4 separate regions of the Homo sapiens genome follow, and all the other regions are linked to region 1. The links are chromatin contacts, found by Hi-C or POLR2A ChIA-PET in ENCODE. All regions are on one chromosome and are shown on one strand. The core of a region is the stretch at or near the end of the contact, and the rest is flanking DNA. Distances in the headings are between cores, read along the strand shown.

What was found. Hi-C counts contacts between places; a loop is a spot of excess contacts on that map. ChIA-PET counts read pairs that join two places held with the same protein, here RNA polymerase II (POLR2A). Pooled maps may share reads with other maps.
Region 2: a loop to region 1 is called in a map of CD8-positive, alpha-beta T cell, with 4 times the contacts of the local background. The contact joins the promoter of ALDOA here to the promoter of FBXL19-AS1 in region 1. A Hi-C loop is called at or near these places in 2 of 168 maps with a recorded cell type or tissue (CD8-positive, alpha-beta T cell and naive thymus-derived CD4-positive, alpha-beta T cell), 1 of 37 single-sample maps with no recorded cell type and 8 of 50 pooled maps.
Region 3: a loop to region 1 is called in a map of B cell, with 27 times the contacts of the local background. The contact joins the promoter of TBX6 here to the promoter of FBXL19-AS1 in region 1. A Hi-C loop is called at or near these places in 1 of 168 maps with a recorded cell type or tissue (B cell), 1 of 37 single-sample maps with no recorded cell type and 6 of 50 pooled maps. POLR2A ChIA-PET finds 5 or more read pairs at or near these places in 1 of 52 experiments (HEK293).
Region 4: a map of CD8-positive, alpha-beta T cell shows a loop between it and region 1 (3-fold over the local background). The contact joins the promoter of CD2BP2-DT here to the promoter of FBXL19-AS1 in region 1. A Hi-C loop is called at or near these places in 1 of 168 maps with a recorded cell type or tissue (CD8-positive, alpha-beta T cell) and 8 of 50 pooled maps. POLR2A ChIA-PET finds 5 or more read pairs at or near these places in 1 of 52 experiments (HepG2).

Annotation. Positions count from the first base shown.
Region 1 is chr16:30,921,271-30,925,895 of GRCh38, reverse strand. FBXL19-AS1 (FBXL19 antisense RNA 1) reads left to right here and starts at 2,627. Exons shown (of 1, transcript NR_024348.1): 1 at 2,627-4,625. FBXL19 (F-box and leucine rich repeat protein 19) reads right to left here and starts at 2,324. Exons shown (of 11, transcript NM_001382779.1): 1 at 1,437-2,324; 2 at 1-165. The coding sequence starts at 141. RefSeq lists enhancers at 2,406-2,565, 2,606-2,695, 2,318-3,285, 2,726-3,545, 3,286-4,254.
Region 2 is chr16:30,063,449-30,068,073 of GRCh38, reverse strand. ALDOA (aldolase, fructose-bisphosphate A) reads right to left here and starts at 2,314. Exons shown (of 10, transcript NM_001243177.4): 1 at 2,147-2,314; 2 at 1,036-1,189; 3 at 708-840; 4 at 413-624. The coding sequence starts at 1,176. LOC112694756 (uncharaterized LOC112694756) reads right to left here. Exons shown (of 14, transcript NM_001365304.2): 5 at 3,826-4,345; 6 at 3,569-3,650; 7 at 708-840; 8 at 413-624. The coding sequence ends at 4,232. RefSeq lists silencers at 1,997-2,176, 2,217-2,486 and an enhancer at 2,483-3,263.
Region 3 is chr16:30,090,110-30,094,734 of GRCh38, reverse strand. TBX6 (T-box transcription factor 6) reads left to right here and starts at 2,811. Exons shown (of 9, transcript NM_004608.4): 1 at 2,811-2,862; 2 at 3,494-3,659; 3 at 3,743-3,977. The coding sequence starts at 3,542. YPEL3 (yippee like 3) reads left to right here. Exons shown (of 4, transcript NM_031477.5): 4 at 1,936-2,421. The coding sequence ends at 2,025. RefSeq lists enhancers at 2,152-2,341, 3,474-4,347 and a silencer at 2,562-2,821.
Region 4 is chr16:30,352,763-30,357,387 of GRCh38, reverse strand. CD2BP2-DT (CD2BP2 divergent transcript) reads right to left here and starts at 1,954. Exons shown (of 2, transcript NR_184233.1): 1 at 1,768-1,954; 2 at 1-1,095. CD2BP2 (CD2 cytoplasmic tail binding protein 2) reads left to right here and starts at 2,080. Exons shown (of 7, transcript NM_006110.3): 1 at 2,080-2,176; 2 at 2,681-2,784; 3 at 3,066-3,204; 4 at 3,330-3,487; 5 at 3,588-4,020; 6 at 4,101-4,207; 7 at 4,293-4,625. The coding sequence starts at 2,707. The coding sequence ends at 4,403. TBC1D10B (TBC1 domain family member 10B) reads left to right here. Exons shown (of 9, transcript NM_015527.4): 9 at 1-286. RefSeq lists enhancers at 1,909-1,968, 2,049-2,108, 1,163-2,114, 1,846-2,140, 1,831-3,030 and 1 more.

The sequences.
Region 1 (4,625 bases), core at 1,378-3,877:
GCGCCCGGGCCCCCCGAACTTCTTCATGTCTCGGCAGAAGTGGCAATCCCCGCACTCAGTTCGCACACAGGCCCGGCAGCGGCGGCAGCGGGTTCGGCGTCGGCGCGCTCCGGCCCCCGGCCCCCGGCTGCTCGACGACATTGGGGGCGTCAGCAACGCCGAGGGCTGTAGGTGGATGGTGGCAGGGTCAGATGGGCCCACTGGGGCCCTGGCCTGGGAGACCCCTGACAGGTCCCTCCACCTACAGGCAGCTAGAGCCTGCCCTCTTCCTCAGGGGGACAAGGAGGTCACCCCCTTCTGTGTATCTGGGGGCCAATCCTCTACTCAAGGCCTGTCTCCCTGCAGCAGCTCAAGAGGAGCCCAAGAACTGCTTCCTGGCCTCGCTCCTCTACCGCCTCCTCAGGGTCCCTTCCCTAGCCCAGGGAGCAGGAGGGGACACCGAGGCCCTCTCCTCTGCCATCCCCACACCGGAGCTCCTTGGAAAGGCCAGGCACTCCTTGTCCGTGGTGTTAGCTTGGAGAGATCCCAACTCTTCCCCTGTTATCCGAGTGTAGAATATCCCAGGCTCTCCCCAACCTCAATCTGGGGTAAACTGCCCAGATTCACCTCCCAGATACCCAGAGATTCCTAGACGGAAGCTCCGGACTTTTCCTCCCCCCCGCCCCACCAACCTTTTCATCCACAGCAGCCATCCAATCTCTCTTCCCCTCAACCCAGTTATCCTCACCAGATCCAGCGAGATCCTTGCCCCCAAGTCCCTAACGATCTCCTCTGCCCACTAACTCCCCAGAGCTCTGACAGCCCTGGAGATGCTTCTTCAGAGACCCTTCTCAGCCCAAGATCTCAGCCCCTCTTGTTCCCCACAGGGTTCCCTCCTCCAGGACACCCTCCTCTTGGATCCCTCAGGTCCACCTGGGCAATCTCCCAAATTCCTTGGGATTCTAGAATCCAGCCTGACATCTTCCCAGAACTGAGGATGGGCTCAGTCCTAGGACCCCCAGCTTCCCGGGCTGCTTTCATCCCTAATCATCTAGAATCCCTTGGGCTCCCCCTCCCATGGAAACCAGATCCTCCAAGATCCCATGTGGAATTAGAAGCCTGGAGGGTCTCTTCCCAGTCAGTCTTACCCCAGATTCCCCCTTTCCGGGGACTTTCATACCCATCCATGGGGCTAAGGGGCCCTCCAGCGCTCCAGGGGAGGGGCCTGGAGGGCGGCGACTGCAGGCGGGGGTGGGGGCTTTCAAGGGGAAGCAGGGTCTAGGAAGGAGGGCCAGTTCCCCAGGGTGGAGAGGTCATAGGAAGGAGGGCTGGAGATGAGTTTGGAGTAGAGAGAGGGTGAGGCTGGGGGCGGGGAAGGTAGAGAGAGGCCGGGCTGAGGATGAATGGGAGTGGGCGCTGCCCAGGTCTGGGGGTGAGGAGGAGCCGCATGAACCCACCTCACACGTGTCCCGGGAGCCATCTCTCCCTTCTCGGCAGCTCCCGGCGGGTCGGCGGCCATCGGCGGCGGGGGGGCCGGGCGGCGCGGGGCGCGGAACGCTCAGAACGCCGGGGTCCACGGCCCCCCGAGGGCGCTCGGCCCCTCCCTCCGGCGGAGGCCGGGACGGCGGCGAGTGGAGATGGGGGGCGCCGGGGGCGAGGCCCTCCCACGGGCTGCGGCGCGGCCCTTCCAGGGGGAGGTCCTGCTCTGGGAGGCTCAGTCCCTCAGCCCCCCCAGGCCAACGGGGGCTCCTTGGGCGCAGGGTGCTCAGCTTCTGCCCGGGGCCCACTCAGTCCCGGGTCCGAGTCCCAGCTCCCCTCCCCCCACCCCGCCCCGCCTCTCCCCAGCGCCCCTGGCCCTTTAACTGGCCCCTTCCCGGACCCCACTGCCCAGGGGTCCAGTGCCAGGCCTGGGCCCCCCCCACCGTTTCCGGGGTTCAAGCCCGCCCACCGCCGGTTCCCGGGGAGGGGGGGGTCGCTGTAACCTGCCCCCCTCCCCTGGGCCCGCCCCTGGACTGCGACCCCCTGCCCTACGGCTGCGAGGCGAGCGGAGGGGGAGGTGAAGGAAGCTGCTCCGGCCCCGCCCCCCCCAGCCCGCGCGCACCCCCGACCTCTCCCCCTCCCCCAAGCGCGCGACCCTCGGGAGATAGGGATTTAAATAAAATTTGAATAAATCCCCCTCCTCAAGCGGGAGGGTGGAAGGAAAGGATAGAGGGGGAGAGGGAAAGGGGAAGGGGGCAGTTGGGGTGTCTCAGCCCCCCTGGTCCCCCAGCCCCGCGCTGCTACGGCCCGGGGCCCTGGCCGCCTCTCTCATCCCTCCTCAGCTCCTTCCTCCTTCCTCCTCTCTTCCCCCCTCCCCTCCCCTCCCTCCTCCTTCCCTCCTCCTCCTCCTCCTCCCCCTCTTTACTCCCTCCTTCTCCCAGAGGAACCCCGCCCCCTTCCCCCTCCTTCCTCCACCACCTCCACTTTCCAGGACGAACGCACGCAGGGCTCGACGGGAGTTGTAGTCCTGCGGCCACTGATGCTACGGGGGAACAATAGGACGCTGGGGACAGCGGGAACTACAAACAGGACGGCGGAGGGCGTGCCCAGCCGGGAGCCGAGGATGCCGGGAGTTAGAGTCCCGTTGCCCCGAGGCTCCCAGTTGCAGAACATCGAGAAGGAGAGGGAACGATGACTACAAACAAGATGGCCTTCTCCCCCGACCCGACCTCCTTCCCAGGCACTCACACGCCCTCCTGTCCACAACCCTCCGCGTGTGTGGTACCTGACGGGAGTCGCAGTCCATCTGCTGCCTTCCCGCTGCCATTTCTACTCGTCAGGAACAATGGAAAGGTGAAAAGGAAAGAGGACTACAAGCAAGATGGCGGAAGAGGGACATACACCTGACTAGTAGTCGATCTTACGAGGTGCGATGGGATTAGTAGTTTTATAGCCTTCCAGTGTTCCTTAAGAATGGCGGAACCAGGAGGACGAGGAGACTACCGTAAAGATGGCAGGCTACCTAGCCTCTCCCGGTCTCCGCTTTCCACCACCTTGGGCACCTCGCCCGCCTGTGGTCTCGAAATCCCCCCCACCAGTGGCGCACGGCCTGACGGGAGTTGCAGTCTCCCGGCTCCCGTCTATCATCTCAAGTCGAGACAATGGAAGGGGATGGGGCGGGGCCACCGGCAAAGATGGCGGCTGCAGGGCCGGGGCGACTGCGACATGGGATGTGTAGTCCAGGCGTCTGGCCTCTTCCCTGCGGAAATGAGGGAGAGGACTACGAAAAAGATGGCGACCTCGCCCCTCGACCTCTGCGCCGGTGCCTGCTGGGAAATGTAGTTCCTTGCCGAGTCCAACAGAGAAAGGACGTCGCTGTTGAAATGTGAATCCCGGCGGACACGCCAAATTGCGAGGCGACGGAAACGGAAAGACTCTTTTCTCCTCTCTCCGCCACCGGCTTCTGAACAGCCTGGCGGGAAATGTAGTCCCAAGCTTTCACTCGCGAGTGGAGGGGAAGGATTTATGTCACCAGTGGGGATCAGTGCGGGTGGGGGAGAAAAACGTCGGGCGATCCGGGAATAAAGAATGTCCGCCTCTCCATGGGGCGAGGACTTCGCGTTTCAGGGGAGGGCCCTTAAAGGAAGGCAGCAGGAATCAGTCTTGTCGAACAGGGGGGCGTGGTTCTCGTCGAGAGTGCATTCACACTCTTGTTCCCTAGAAAGCCTGGGCACCTCCCACTCGATTCCTGCTCCTCAGACCTCCGGGAATCAGTGTCTTACAAGACGTGCGGGCTCCGGGGAAAAGGACCTGGAGTCACAGCGAATCCCCGCCCCGCCCCGGGAAGCCACCAAACCTTGCTTTTTCTCATCTGCAAAATGGGGACAATGGGGATAATGATCCCCACCTCGAAGCACAGTTGTGAGTGTTAAACAAGCCAATGTTCTTGTCACCAAAGTGCCCAACTCTGGCACGGGGCACGCGGTGGTAGATCCCTTTCTAAGGTCCCTTCCAGCCCAGCCGTTCTGGGAGCCCAGGAATCCATGATGCCGGACAGAGTTCGCTCCTGTGAGAAGAAAACTGACCCGCAGGCTCCTCCCAGATTGAACCGACCCCCGCCCCTCCTCATCGGGGTCCTCCAGCGTCTGTTACCGAGCACTGCTCCCAGGGGGCGCTCAATCTCCATTCGACTGAGGTACTACAAACACGATTTCCGCAACCTGGAGTTGGAGGCATTGCAGGCTGTCCAGCCTCATCCCCTGCCTGATATCCAGTCAGCCTTGGAGGCCTCTGCCTAGACACTTCAACTGCCTATGCAAATGGAACGGCTTCTCATCTTTCTGCCGTTTTTTGGTTTTTTTTGTGTGTGTTTTAAGGTCTTGCTCTGTCACTTGGGTTGGAGTGCAGTTGCAGGATCATAGTTTGCTGCAGCCTCGACCTCCTGGGCTTAAGCGATCCTCCTCCCTCAGCCTTGTGAATACCTGGGACTTCAGGCACGCGCCACTACACCCAGCTAATTTTTAAACTATAATTTTTTTTTGTTCAGACGAAGTCTCGCTATGTTGCCCAGGCTGGTCTCGAACTCCTGGCCACAAGTGTGCCTCCCGCCTTGGCCTCCCTAAGTGTTGGGATTATAGGTGTGAGCCAGCAGCCATACCCCTCTTCTC
Region 2 (4,625 bases), core at 1,065-3,564, 860 kb after region 1:
AAAAAAAAAAATTTACTTAAAATGTTTAGTTACTCAAATACTTAGTTACAATTAAATTAAAATATTTTCACTTAGTTCACTTAGTAACAATCCTCTGAGACAGGATACACTGGGATGTTATTTGACAACAGAAATGTTGAGTGAATTGGGTGTCAGACTGGGGCTCTGCCACTTACTCTGAGCAAAACACTTCACTTCCCTGAGCTTCTGAGATTTTCATGTGTAAAGTGGGAATGATACTGTTCTCTCAGAATTGTGAGGATTAAAAATGTCGAGTAAATGCCCTAAGCCTGAAGCAGGCTCCATGCAAGTCTCTAGGCCACCAATCCAGCATTCATTCCCTGCCTCACTAACCTGGATTTCCTTCCTCCACTTCCATCTCAAACCTCACGTCCGGAGGCCCTCCCCTTACCTTGATGCCCACAACACCGCCCTTGGATTTGATAACTTGGGGGAAGGGACGCCCATCATCCGCCTTCTGGTAGAGTGTCTCATGGAAGAGGATGACACCCCCAATGCAGGGGTTCACGCGGTCGTCAGCTGTCAGCAGCAGCTGGCGGTAGAAGCGCCGGTTCTCCTCGGTGTTCTCGGTGCCAATGGACTGCAGCCGCTTGGCAATGCTCCCTGGGAGTGTCACATGGGAATTAGGGGATCAGCCTGCCACTCCCAACCCTGCACCCTCCACCCATTCTGTCTCCTGCCCGCACCAGTGGACTCATCTGCAGCCAGGATGCCCTTGCCAGGTGCCACGATGCGGTGAGCGATGTCAGACAGCTCCTTCTTCTGCTCCGGGGTCAGTGCTGGATATTGGTAGGGCATGGTGCTGGTAGTAGCAAGTTCCTGGATACAGGAAACAGAGGGGAAGGACTAGTTAGCTAGGGTTTCCCATCATCTCCCGATGACCAGGGCCCCTCTCCTGGAGGTCAGGGAAATGTTCCCTACCTCCCCTGCCCCACACCCAGCAGGCCCTGGGGCACTTCTGGTCCCCAGCTCTCTCTTACGCCCAACTTCCCTTTGCTAGGCCTGCCCCTGTACCTTTCCTAACTCTGTCTGGTGCTGGGTGTTGCCCAGCTGAGGGTGGAGTTGCCCACTGGCAACTGGGGGAAAGGAAAAGGCCATAGCCATGGACAGGTGGGTCATGTTGAAGCTGGACCCTTCTGGCTTGCGCCTTGCCATGGGGTCACCTTGCCTGAAAACAAAACCGAACCGGAGTATTTTAGAATGTAAAGATCGTGAATCAAGCAGAGGGCCCAACACCCTCGTGGGAAAGGGCCCAGATATGGGAAAGGTCTGTGCTTCAAGCCACACAGCAACCCCGGAGCCAGATCTGAGATTAGAACCCAGCTCTTCTGACTGCCACTGGGGTGTTCCTTCCAATCCCCTCAAGATCCCAGGGCTGGCCCGGGCTCCAAGGCTTCAAGGACATCCCAAGGTCAGGCTTTTCCCCACAAGGGAGGGGGCGGGTGGTAGGAAAGGGGCATTAGGAAAAATATAAGAGAGCAAGGAGAAGCCCAGGAAAGGGCGGCGGAACAAGCCCTAGCCCGAGGCGAGGAAAGCGGTAAGCTTTGCCATCGTCACTGTTCCTACGGGGCAAGAACGTGGAGGAGCAAGCGCCTTCCCCTGAAAAATGCTCCCGTCGCTTCGCATGGCTGCAGCTGTTCCGGGCTCAGAATCAAGGTCGCCCGATAAGGAGAGACAGGGAAAGTGTTAAGGGGGCATCAAGCACCGCGGAGGGGTTTCCCTCCTCGCGAAGGGCGCCCCGTTTCCCAGGACAGAAACCAAGCTCCCACTTGCGAGAACCCTGGGGCTGTACATGGGCCGGCCCCCACCCCTCACTGCCTCTTAGGATCCCCGCCAGGGCTAAGGGGCCCTAATCCTTTGCCACAGGGGTCCCTGCAAGAAAAGGGGGAGAATGGTCCTTCATCTCGTCCGGCTTCCTCCCCCGCCATGACTCAGCGCGCGCAGCCGCTGCATTGCGCAGTTAGAGGACCTCAGGCTGGAGGGGCCGGGGAGCCTGTGTGTGCCTGGTAGTGGGGAGACGCTGGCATGGGATGGGGGAGGCCTCCACGCGGACGCCCAACCCGCCACTGCCCCCAAGATCCCTCTCCACGGTCCCTGGTCCCCGCACGTGAAGAGGGGCGCTCACCTGGCACAGGAGAGGGGCGGGTGTGCAGGGTGCGGCGGCAGAGGGCGGCGGGCTGGCGAGTGGATTCAAGGAGAGAACGCGGGACTCGTCACCAGGACCCCTTCTGCGGCGCGTTCCGAGAGGAACGCAGCCGATTTAGCCTCGGAAGGGGCGGCGCAGGAGGCGGGCAGGCGGAAGGCGGCGCCCGGCCTTTTAAAGGCACCACTCCGCCCTCCGCCGAGCTTTTTCCTTTACGAGGAGCGGGCGGCGTCCAATGGCAGGCGACGGACTGGGCTACGGGCCGCCCCCGAGAGGCGCAGCCCAGAGGCCGCGCTAGGAAGGGGCGGGCGCCGAGAACACGATCCCTCCCCACCCCCCTCGGACGTGACTCGGACCACATCCCGCGGGTCGCTAGGGCCCTCCCTTCTGCTCCTTTCCCCCAGCCTGGCGCGCTCTGGGGCGCCGTGACTCAGCCAGAATGTTGGCAATGGGGGAGGGCGGAACGGGGAAGTGGAGGACGCGGATGGAAAAGTCGGAAACGAAGGAAGCTGAGTTTCGCCTCCCAGGCCCAGCGCGCGCGGCCCGGGGCCGCCCCAGCTTCCGGTCTTCGCGGCTGCAGCGCGTGTCACCATAGGGGCCACATCGCGCAGTCGTGCGTTAGCCTGCCTCGCCCGCGGGCTGAATCGGCGCGGAGCCGACACCCTGTCACTGGCCCAGGCGTAAGGGAGGCGGAGGAAAGGGCATCGAGAGGACACGCAGGGAGCGCGAGAAGGCGGCGGAACTAGCGGCGCGCGGAGGCGAGACCTCCCCATCCGAGTTCCAGGCTGGCAGGCCGGGCTGGGTCGCGCATGCGTGCGCGCTCTCCGCCGGGCCGCCGCAGCCAGGCTGGTAGTCCTCTGCGCCACAGAAAACCAGAATGCGCGGCTATGCACCGGCCGCTGCTCGGCCTCTGGCATGCGGGGTCACAGTTCCTGCCAAACGTCTTCCTTGAGCCTGACTTCCTTCTCCAAAAGAAAATCCGTCCCCGAACTGATCTGCCTCCCAGATGCTGAGCCCCCTGCTCCTATCGTCCAAATCTCCCCTCCTCACCTGGACCCCATCTGGACCCTGTTGGCCCAACCCCAACCCCATCCCCACCCCGGCCCGGTCCTGCAAGGGGCCCACCTGCGGCGAGGCCGAAGGAGCCGGCAGAGCCTGGTCAGCAGCGAGTGAGCTAGGGGTTCCCGGGCTGGTTATAAGGCAGCTCCTGCCCGCCCCACATGTGTCCCCGATCTTCTCTAATGACCCCTGCCCTTTTCCCGCCACGGATCCTCTGGCAGGGACCTATATTTAGGGAAACCTGAAGCCCCTGACATTCACACTATCGTGGGGCCCGGCATGGGGGAAGGGGGAGGAAGACTTGGGTCGGCCCTATTGATGGGGAGGGAGCCCCTGCCCACTCACCGGTGCTTCAGAGGAAATTCTTCCTTGGAAATCCAGACGGAGGCCCTTGGTTGTCAAGAGAAATAAATCTTTGGCCAGGGACCTGTGGGAAGGAAAGGGGTGAGGGGACTCGGATCACGTGGCCTCCCTGCCACCCTCCCTGGCTCCTTCTCTAATCTCCCTCCTCCCTTGACTCCCTGCGGTGATGGTGGCTGTTCTGATTCTCTGGAGCCCTGGTTTTTTTTAAGAAGGAGAGTAGATACTGGCACTACACTCACCTCCTAAAATAACGGAGAGTCCGTGGACGGAGTGTGGTTGAGGCACCCCTGCGTACCCGGTACTCAAGGGCCAGACTCCTCCTATAACACTTGTGTGTGGTGAGCAGCGCCACCCCCCTGCCCAACTTCAAATAGAATCGTTGACGTGTGGAGGGGAAGGGAAGCCAGGGCACCTGCCCGAGCACTAGCCCCTCTCTTTTCTGGCCCTCCAGAGGAGCTGCCGTCCAGCCGGCCAAGAGTCCTGCCCTGCAGGGAGCCAGGCCCTGCGCTGCCACTTCCAGTTCCCAGGCCTGGGTGCTCGGCAGGCCATCTGTGGTTCCAGTGGCGTGGGGAAAGGCTCTTCAGGGAGGAGGGCACATGGGCCCTGGGGGCTGGCCGCTCCCCAGAGGGCAGGGGCCCTGGGTCCTCATCGGAGCTTGATCTCGAAGCAGAGACAGTTGAGGCTCTGGCAGTCGGGGAGCTGGCACGTACAGGCACAGTCGCAGAGTGGGCAGCAGCGGGGGCAGCGAGGTGCCCAGTCCTGAGGGAGGAGAGAGAGGGTTGAGGGAGGTGGGATGGGGCCACGTCTGTTGCTCTCTAAGGGGAGAAGGGAACAGAGAGGCCTGGGAAATCTCACTTGCCCAGTGGAACAGAGGGTACTGTCCATCATTCCCAGGAACAGTGCAATTCCCTGTGCTGTTGAAAAATCAGCAGTGAGTCCTTGTTCTGAACAACTGAGTTCAGAAGCTAGAAGCAATGATTCAGGGTTCTCTCCTTCCCATTTTATGGGTGAGGAGACTGAGGACCAGAGAGCAACTGGC
Region 3 (4,625 bases), core at 1,562-4,061, 830 kb after region 1:
TCCTCCTGACAAGCTGTCACCCTATAGCCTTTCAGATTGCATAGGCCGAGCTCACACAAGTCAGCATCCCTGACCACATTCTCTTTATCTTGCACCTTGCAAGGGGTGTAGAACTTTTCTCTTAACCCATCCCTTCTCTCCCAGGCACTTGGATCCCCATTAGAGAGTTAGGATATAATCAGAGTCACCATTTATGGAATGTTTATGTGCCTTGCACTGTTGTGTGCCTGGCGTCTATTATCTCATTCAATCATTGCAGTGATCCTCTAGGTAGAAGCTATTATTATCTCTACAGAAGAAGACAGGGAGGCCCAGAGATGTTAGGTAACTTGCCCAAGATCACCCAACTGGTAAGTAACAGAATAGGGACCAGAATCTGAGTTGGTTGGTTGGTTTTTTTTTTTCACTCCAAACCCTTGGTCACCAGCTTATATTGTCATTTAGAGTATCAGAAAAATTGCCCCAGACTCTGCAACAACATGGAGCTTGGGTTCACCAGCCTCCCTTTCCATAGTCCTCATTGCCACTGCTGCTGTCCAGGGTCTGATTTCACTACCCTGAGTCTCATTTCCTTATCTCTCAGTGGAAGATAAAGCCACTGCCTAGCACCCAGGATTGTTACAGGGATCAGATTAGATGCTCAGGAAGATGCTCTTGGGACACTGCAAGGGACAGGATTCTTCAGGCGTCGCTTGGAACTGTGGTGCCTCTGTGAGGTGGATGTCCCAGGCAGAGCCAGCCAGCCAGCCCTGACCTGAGCTCGCTGCTGACCCTGCCACAGATTGGCTGTGTGTCTCTGGACAGGTGGCTTGGCCACTCTGGACCTCTACCAAATAAAGAGCTGGCCGGCCAGGCACAGTGGCTCACACCTGTAATCCCAGCACTTTGGGAGGCCGAGGCGGGTGGATCACAAGGTCAGGAGATTGAGACCATCCTGGCTAACACGGTGAAACCCCATCTCTACCAAAAATACAAAAAAAAAAAAAAAAAATCAGCTGGGTGTGGTGGCGGGCGCCTCTAGTCCCAGCTACTCATGAGGTTGAGGCAGGAGAATTGCGTGAACCCAGGAGGCAGAGCCTTGCAGTGAGCGGAGACAGAGCGAGACTCCGTTTCAAAAATAATAATAATTAATAAAGAGCTGGCCTAAACAAGAGGTCAAAAACTCAAGTGCCAGGCTGGGTGTGGTGGCTCACGCCTGTAATCCCAGCACTTTTGGGAGTCTGAGGCAGGTGGATCACCTGAGGTCAGGAGTTCGAGAACAGCCTGACTAACATGGTGAAACCCCATCTCTACTAAAAATACAAAAATTAGCTCGGCGTGGTGGTGGGCGCCTGTAATCCCAGCTACTCGGGGCCAAGGCAGCAGAATCACTTGAACCCGGGAAGCGGAGGTTGCAGTGAGCCGATATCGCGCCGTTGCACTTCCAGCCTGGGCGACAGAGCAAGACTCCCTCTCAAAACCAAACAAACAAAAAAACCTCAAGTGCCTGCAAGGCCAAGCAGATACTGTAGATGTGTAAAGGGTAGCATAGATTGGCAGGGTTGGGAGTTGGGGGCAGGCTGGGCAAACTGGAGTGAGCAAGGCCTACTTATATTTTAATACTTTAAAGTTATTTTTATTAAACTGTCTGCTGTCCAAACATAATACATGTTGTAGGCCAAAATGGCCATGAAGCTACCAGTTTGCAAACCCTGAACTGTGAAATCTTTTAGCCACTTCCCTATCTTCTCTGTTGGAGCCATCATTAGTACTTAAAAAAGTACCTTTGAGTCAGGGAGTTCTATTCTACTCTGTGTTTGTGAGAAATACGGCCCTGCCCCTCTGGGCCACAGTTTCCTCATATGTAAAATGGGGCCACTCATGTCCACTTCCCAACCCCAGTGCCTTGTGGTGAGACTGTTGCTCCGGGGATGACGGTCCCGCCCCTCCTTTCAGGAACAGGCCTTTGAGAGCAGCCAGAAGTACAAAGAGGGGAAGTACATCATTGAACTCAACCACATGATCAAAGACAACGGCTGGGACTGACCCCCGCTCCCCCGACGCATGTGGCTCCAGCCCGGCCTGGCCGCCAGGGAGCGCCACTGGCTTCCCGCCACCCGAAGGGAGCTCTGGACCCTCAGAGCCCCTGCAGAGGACGGATCTAGCTCCTGTATATATATTTTATTGCATGCACTGTGACCTTGGGGGGAGAACAGAAGGGGGACGACGCCCCCGCACCTCCTGCGATCTGGCTGGCTTGGATCTCGTTTTTAACCCGTTCCTGCCCCACCTGCCCTATAGTTATGGCCTGTGTTCTGCTCTCCTGGTCCCAGTGCACCGTCTGCTCTGTGAACTCCTCCCACCAGGCCCTTCTTACCCCACGCGTGTCTGTCCCCCTCGTTCTGTAGCGTTTGTACATAATAAAACAATGGAGTGGAGACAGCTCAGGCTCGCGTGTAATCCGGGAAGGGGGAGCTCAAGCGGAGATTTCCGCCCCTATAGACCTGTGCGGTTCTGAGCCCCGGCGGGGCATGGGGTAGGCACAGCCGTCCAAGCTGGGTCTCCGGGAACCGGGACGGTTTCACTGCTGGCGGAGGTCCTGAGCCCACTCTGGCTGCCTACGCCGTGACCTCGGCTGATCTGCGTCTGCTCATCTGCAGCGTTTGGCCGCCGCCTAGGGGCAGCGTCCCAGGGAGGCAACCGCGCCGCCGGCCTCGCAGCCCCCTCGCGGTCGGACTGCAACTCCCAGCGGCCCCCGCGTGGTCCGTCCGGCTCCTTCGGGCGCGCCTCAGCGCTGAGCCTGCCGGGAAGTGTAGTTCCGAGGGTTCCCCAGCGCGGGACCTTCGGGAAACCCTGGCGCGAGGCGTCAGAAGCTGTCGGACTGTGAGCGCCTTCGAACTTTGGAGGCTTGGCTCGGGATGGAGGTTTTTTTAGCATGGGGACCAGGGAGGACTACGGTGCTCGGGACTGGGCTGCGGCCTCCTCGCGGCCCCGAGTGCCCTGTGAAATCAGCTCAGGCCGCGTCCCTCTAGCCTGCACTTTCCCTCTGTTCACGCTGCTTCCCTCCAGGGCCCGGCCTCCAAGTGAAGGGGGGCGGAGGGCGGTCACCTGCCAGAAGGTCTGGGGCGCCAAGGTGTGTCCCGGGACTCTTGGCTCCGTCCAGGTTCCAGGCCCCGCCCCCCAGCTTATCCCTAGCCGGGGCTCCCCACCGTGGGAACGGGGACCAGCTGGCCGGAAGCGCCAAACTGCGTCCCTGTCCGAGCCCTGGGGATCAATCAAGCCGAGGAGTTAATTATGTAATGAGGGGGCAGGGGGTCGAGGCTAATGAAGCCTCCCGGGGTGGGGAGGGAGGGGAGGAGGGGACCGTACCCAGGTATCCGACCCCCTCTCGGACCCCTTCGAGGCCCCAGGGGTCTCCACCCCAGCCCAACTCCAGGGCCCCAAAGAGGGGAGGGGCTGTGATCCTGGATCTGGAAGGGGCTGAGCTGTGAGCTATAAAGGGGGCATCTCGCAGCACCGGGGGCCCTAAGCAGCGAGACCTGAGGCCAGACGGAACTACAACATGTACCATCCACGAGAATTGTACCCGTCCCTGGGGGCCGGCTACCGCCTGGGGCCCGCCCAACCTGGGGCCGACTCCAGCTTCCCACCCGCCCTAGCGGAGGGCTACCGCTACCCCGGTGAGCGTTGGGACCAGCTCCTGGGTAGGAGAATAGGGGGGCTGTGGCCCTCGGCTGGCTCCTCATTCTTCCCCGGCTTCCAGAACTGGACACCCCTAAACTGGATTGCTTCCTCTCCGGGATGGAGGCTGCTCCCCGCACCCTGGCCGCGCACCCACCTCTGCCCCTTCTGCCCCCTGCCATGGGCACTGAGCCGGCCCCATCAGCTCCAGAGGCCCTCCATTCCCTCCCGGGGGTCAGCCTGAGCCTGGAGAACCGGGAGCTATGGAAGGAGTTCAGCTCTGTGGGAACAGAAATGATCATCACCAAAGCTGGGAGGTGAGGGGCTGGCCAGGGTCCGTGTTTCTGGTGGGGGTCTCTTGGGAAAGGCAGAGTCCCTGGGGAGGGGGCTAGGACTGGGTGGTTCCCGAGGGGCTAGAGCTCTGCCTAGGCCTAGAATCTGACTATGGCCTGGGGCAAGGGTTACTCTGTGGCAGGAATCAGGAGTCACTCTGTGACAAGGGTTAAGGGCCAGTCTGTGGAGTCTGTGGCTGAGTTTAGGGACCAATCTATGGCAAGGGTCATGGGTCAGTCTGGGGCAGGGTCAGGAAGTCCCTCTGGGTTATAGGTTAGTGTGTGGCTTAGACCAGCATCCAGACAAGGACAGGGGGTCAAGGGCCAGCCCATTGACCAGCATCAGGGAAATCTGGCCAGGATTCGGGATCAGTATGCAACTCGAATAGGAGTCAGTATATGACTAGGTCCAGGGTCACCCTAGAGGCAGGGACACGGTCAGTGTTTGACCTTAGATGAGGTCTTTAGCTGGGGCAGGAACTCAAGCCCTAGCATGGAAAGTCCTCGGCCCTACTGCAGGCAGGGTATATTTTTTCTAAAGCAAATTCATCTAAGAGCTGCAGATTCTGGTGCTGGAGATCAGGGGAGGAGAGGAGGGTGGGGACAGGAAGCTCCTAGCAAGAAAGTTAGTCA
Region 4 (4,625 bases), core at 705-3,204, 570 kb after region 1:
GGACATGCACTGGAATAGGAAATGTCCCCCATCTCCCTTCCTGCACCCTGCTGTGCTCCCTCCAAACCCACCTTGCTCTGTGTTCTCAGGCCCCCCTGCTTTTGTCTCACCAGGACCCATACCTTTCACCTTGTTCCCTTCCACCCCTCCAGTTAGTCCCTATCTGGGTAAGGGTCTTCCCTTGAGCTCCAGGGGGTGGAACCCAATGTTTACATTCTCTTCTGTCTCTGCCCCCACCCCATGCAGCGCTTTGAGGAATTGGAAAAGAACCTGCTGTTGTACCTGGGCCTGTTTTCTGCCTTGTTATTTGATGAGGGGGGGATGGGGTAAGGACGAGGGAGGGAGGGACAGAGCCAGGACCTGGGTCTCTGTTGAAGCAGTCTGCTGTCTTGGCAAGTAGGTACCTCTTAGCTTTGGGTCCATCTCTCAGTCACTCATCAGACACTGGTTGAGCTCCTGCTCCATCTTTGCCTGGGATCTGCTGTCTCCATTGTCACTGGCTGCCTGGAGCTCTCTATGTACCACGTGCAGCACCCGGATCTCCTTCCCAAAGTGCTCATGCAACTCCTGGAAGCTGGAGGGGGTACTCACAGTGGCTAGAAAGCCACTGTCCTCTGGGGATGAGATGGGTTCTTGGCCAGTTGCCTGGCACAGCTCCCAGTATTGGGTTTTGGTGGGGGGGGAGGGGGGACAGCAGCCCAGCCAGCCGCCTCCAGCTCGCGCCAGCCAGTGCCCACAGCCAAGTCTCCAGCTCTTCCTGGGTTTCTGCAGCCAGCTTGTAGGCCCGCCCACCTGTGCCCTCCACCCCAGGGGTCAGGATGGTAAAGGCATAGGGTTCTGCAGCCTTAAGGTGTGGTTCCACCTGGCAGTTCTCTAACAGGATGAGGCTCAGGGGTGCATGGTCGGTCTAGTGTTCTAGGTAGAAGAGGAGGTTTCCTCGGAGGATGAACCATCGGCGCTGGTAGCTGAGGTTTCGGGTCCCCTTCTTTAGCAGAATGCCTTCCTGGTCTGGGGCCTGTGTTCTGTAACCATGGAAGAAACTGAGCACGGACTTTCTGTGCAGTTTTCATCGTGATCCAATATGGGAGGAAACCCCTAGGGAGAGAGAAGTGGCCCATCTAGTTGCCTGGGGGAAGAGTAGGGGAACTCTCATGCTGTCCTCGTCTGGCTTCAGCACGTGCTGCCTGCGCACAGTCTTGGCTTAGGGGGATGCAGGCTCCGAGTGTCAAGAGCTAGGGGTCCCAGCACAGGGGCTGATCCCCGCTACCTCCCCAATTCCCCCTTCTGCTTGGGCCACATTCCGCTACCTGGGCAGGAGTTGCTAGGCCCTGTTTGCTCAGGGGGGCTTCATGCTGCAGAGAGGCACTGTTGCCCTTTTCCAGGCCTACCTGAGAGCAGGGCACAAGGGGCTTCTGGCCTGAGTACTGGCGCCAATGCCACCTCTCCAGTGATGGCTCTCCCACCTCAGAAACCAGGAACTCGCCCAGGGTATGGGCGTGGGACAAATTATTTCCCCTGGGTCCTAAAGGGAGGTGTGTTCAGAAAGTGCCCGGAGAGCCGTCCAGGGGCCCCAGGCTGGCCATCGGGAGAGTCAGGCTTCCCCTCGGAGAGGCAAGGCTGCACCTCTCAGGCTAGGAGGGCTGACCACTGGACCATAGGAATGGGAAGGCAGGATTTCTAACGAGACGGTAGGGGCGCTGAGCCCTTAGCCCTGGGGGAAGGGTGACTTGAACCCAGGACAGGAAAACGGAGCAGCAACCCACTGACCCTGCTCGGACTTTGCCCCTCCATCCTGACCCTGGGCGGCCCTTTAAGCAGATGCGCTCCAGTTTTTCTCCAGAGCCTCTACTGCTTGAATGACGGACTCGAAGCTACTTCCGGCCATTTCTCACGCCCAGTCAGAGTCCAGGAATTCTTAGGTTCCCTCTTCTCACCATTGTCCTCCCACGTGACTGACGTCACTTCTGGCGGGAGAGAGGGTGGAGGCGTCTTCGCTCGCTTATCGCATACTTCCGCCCGCTCTTCCAGTTAGTTCCCTAACCCGAGTGAAGCCACTTCCGGGCTTCCCGGGCGCCTTCCGCAGTCCTCTTCCGGGTGATGGCGGCCGGGTGCCCCGGATGTAGCCCTGGCGCAAGCATCTCTTCTTTTTTCCACCTCGCCTTCCGCGGATTCCCAGGTGAGTGCGCGAGGGTGGGACCGCCCGAATCCCCGTGGCCCTCTAAGTTGTACACAGCCCGGGACAGTTGGGGCTCACCACACGGAATTGGGAGTTCGGAGCAGGGAGGAACGGGGTGGCGAGAGCGCCAGGTCCTGGGTCTGCCGGGGCCCGGCGAGCTCCGAGAGAGCCAGGGTAGAGAGCGGGGGTCAGCCCGTGGAGCCGGTGGCGCGCAGACTGCGGGGGCTGGAGTTGGGGGCGGTCACGTGGTGAAGCCTGTCTCCTTTCAGCCAGGGTCGGGGGATCCAGAGGGTCCGCTCCTCCGTCCCCGCCCCGTTTAACTCGCGGATGCTAGACCCAAGTCCTGGAGGCCTCCTGGCTGCCAGCTTCCTTTCGGCCCCTGCTTTTGTGCTCCCTCCGCTCCCAAACTGTACCTGTCACAGACCAGGAAAAATGTTTGCTGTGCTGCGTCTGTTGGCGAGTCCCCTCCTCACCCGGTTCCCTTCCTCTGCATCCTTTCCTCAGCTTGAGAAACACCTCTTTGCCCCGTCATGCCAAAGAGGAAAGTGACCTTCCAAGGCGTGGGAGATGAGGAGGATGAGGATGAAATCATTGTCCCCAAGAAGAAGGTGAGGGGGCCAGACTGCTTTGTGTGGGGGAAAGAGGAGCTAGAAGCCTGAAGAGGAAGAAAGCTGGCGGGAGAGGGGCGGGGCGGGCAGGCAGAGAAAAGCCTAGTTTTTTCAGGTTCTCTGAGGAATGGGTTGGGAGCGTCTTTAGTGTGGCTCCTGAAATATTTGGGGAAGTAGTCGAGATCCTGAAATATTTGGGGAATATTTGGGTCCAGATCCGGAAGTATTTGGGGAGGTAGCCAGTAACCTGCATTTCTCAACTTTCTGGCTCCTGCTCACAGCTGGTGGACCCTGTGGCTGGGTCAGGGGGTCCTGGGAGCCGCTTTAAAGGCAAACACTCTTTGGATAGCGATGAGGAGGAGGATGATGATGATGGGGGGTCCAGCAAATATGACATCTTGGCCTCAGAGGATGTAGAAGGTAAGCTGTACCCAAGAATACACTCTGCTGGAAAAACAAGTAGGGGCCTCTGGTGGTGTGGAGCGAGGGAGGCTCCGGTCTCTTTTTTCCATGCCTGGAAAAGGGCACCTGTGTCTTTGGTGCAGGTCAGGAGGCAGCCACACTCCCCAGCGAGGGGGGTGTTCGGATCACACCCTTTAACCTGCAGGAGGAGATGGAGGAAGGCCACTTTGATGCCGATGGCAACTACTTCCTGAACCGGGATGCTCAGATCCGAGACAGCTGGCTGGACAACATTGACTGGGTGCGGCCCAGGGGCTGGCGTGGCTGGGGCCTGGGAGTGGCAGATGCTGGGCCTGCTCCCGTGGCAGTTGGTGGGAAATCACTCCATCTTCCCATTACAGGTGAAGATCCGGGAGCGGCCACCTGGCCAGCGCCAGGCCTCAGACTCGGAGGAGGAGGACAGCTTGGGCCAGACCTCAATGAGTGCCCAAGCCCTCTTGGAGGGACTTTTGGAGCTCCTATTGCCTAGAGAGACAGTGGCTGGGGCACTGAGGCGTCTGGGGGCCCGAGGAGGAGGCAAAGGGAGAAAGGGGCCTGGGCAACCCAGTTCCCCTCAGCGCCTGGACCGGCTCTCCGGGTTGGCCGACCAGATGGTGGCCCGGGGCAACCTTGGTGTGTACCAGGAAACAAGGGAACGGTTGGCTATGCGTCTGAAGGGTTTGGGGTGTCAGACCCTAGGACCCCACAATCCCACACCCCCACCCTCCCTGGACATGTTCGCTGAGGAGTTGGCGGAGGAGGAACTGGAGACCCCAACCCCTACCCAGAGAGGAGGTGAGCTTGGAGGACAGAGGAGGGGGCAGTGGGTAGGAAGTGAGACACTGGAGGCCAAATGGCTTTGCCTGTTATTTTAGAAGCAGAGTCGCGGGGAGATGGTCTGGTGGATGTGATGTGGGAATATAAGTGGGAGAACACGGGGGATGCCGAGCTGTATGGGCCCTTCACCAGCGCCCAGATGCAGGTGAGCTGCTTTCTCCCTCCTCCTGCCTTGTCCCTGCTTCCCCCACTCCTGTCAGTTGTTCCCCAGCTCTGCCCTCTCCTTGCAGACCTGGGTGAGTGAAGGCTACTTCCCGGACGGTGTTTATTGCCGGAAGCTGGACCCCCCTGGTGGTCAGTTCTACAACTCCAAACGCATTGACTTTGACCTCTACACCTGAGCCTGCTGGGGGCCCAGTTTGGTGGGCCCTTCTTTCCTGGACTTTGTGGAGGAGGCACCAAGTGTCTCAGGCAGCGAGGAAATTGGAGGCCATTTTTCAGTCAATTTCCCTTTCCCAATAAAAGCCTTTAGTTGTGTACTGGGGCCTTGGCTGTGCTGATGGCCAGAAGCCAGGGGCCTTCTCCACAGTCCCTTTGGACTTGTCTTGGTCCCTGAGTACTCC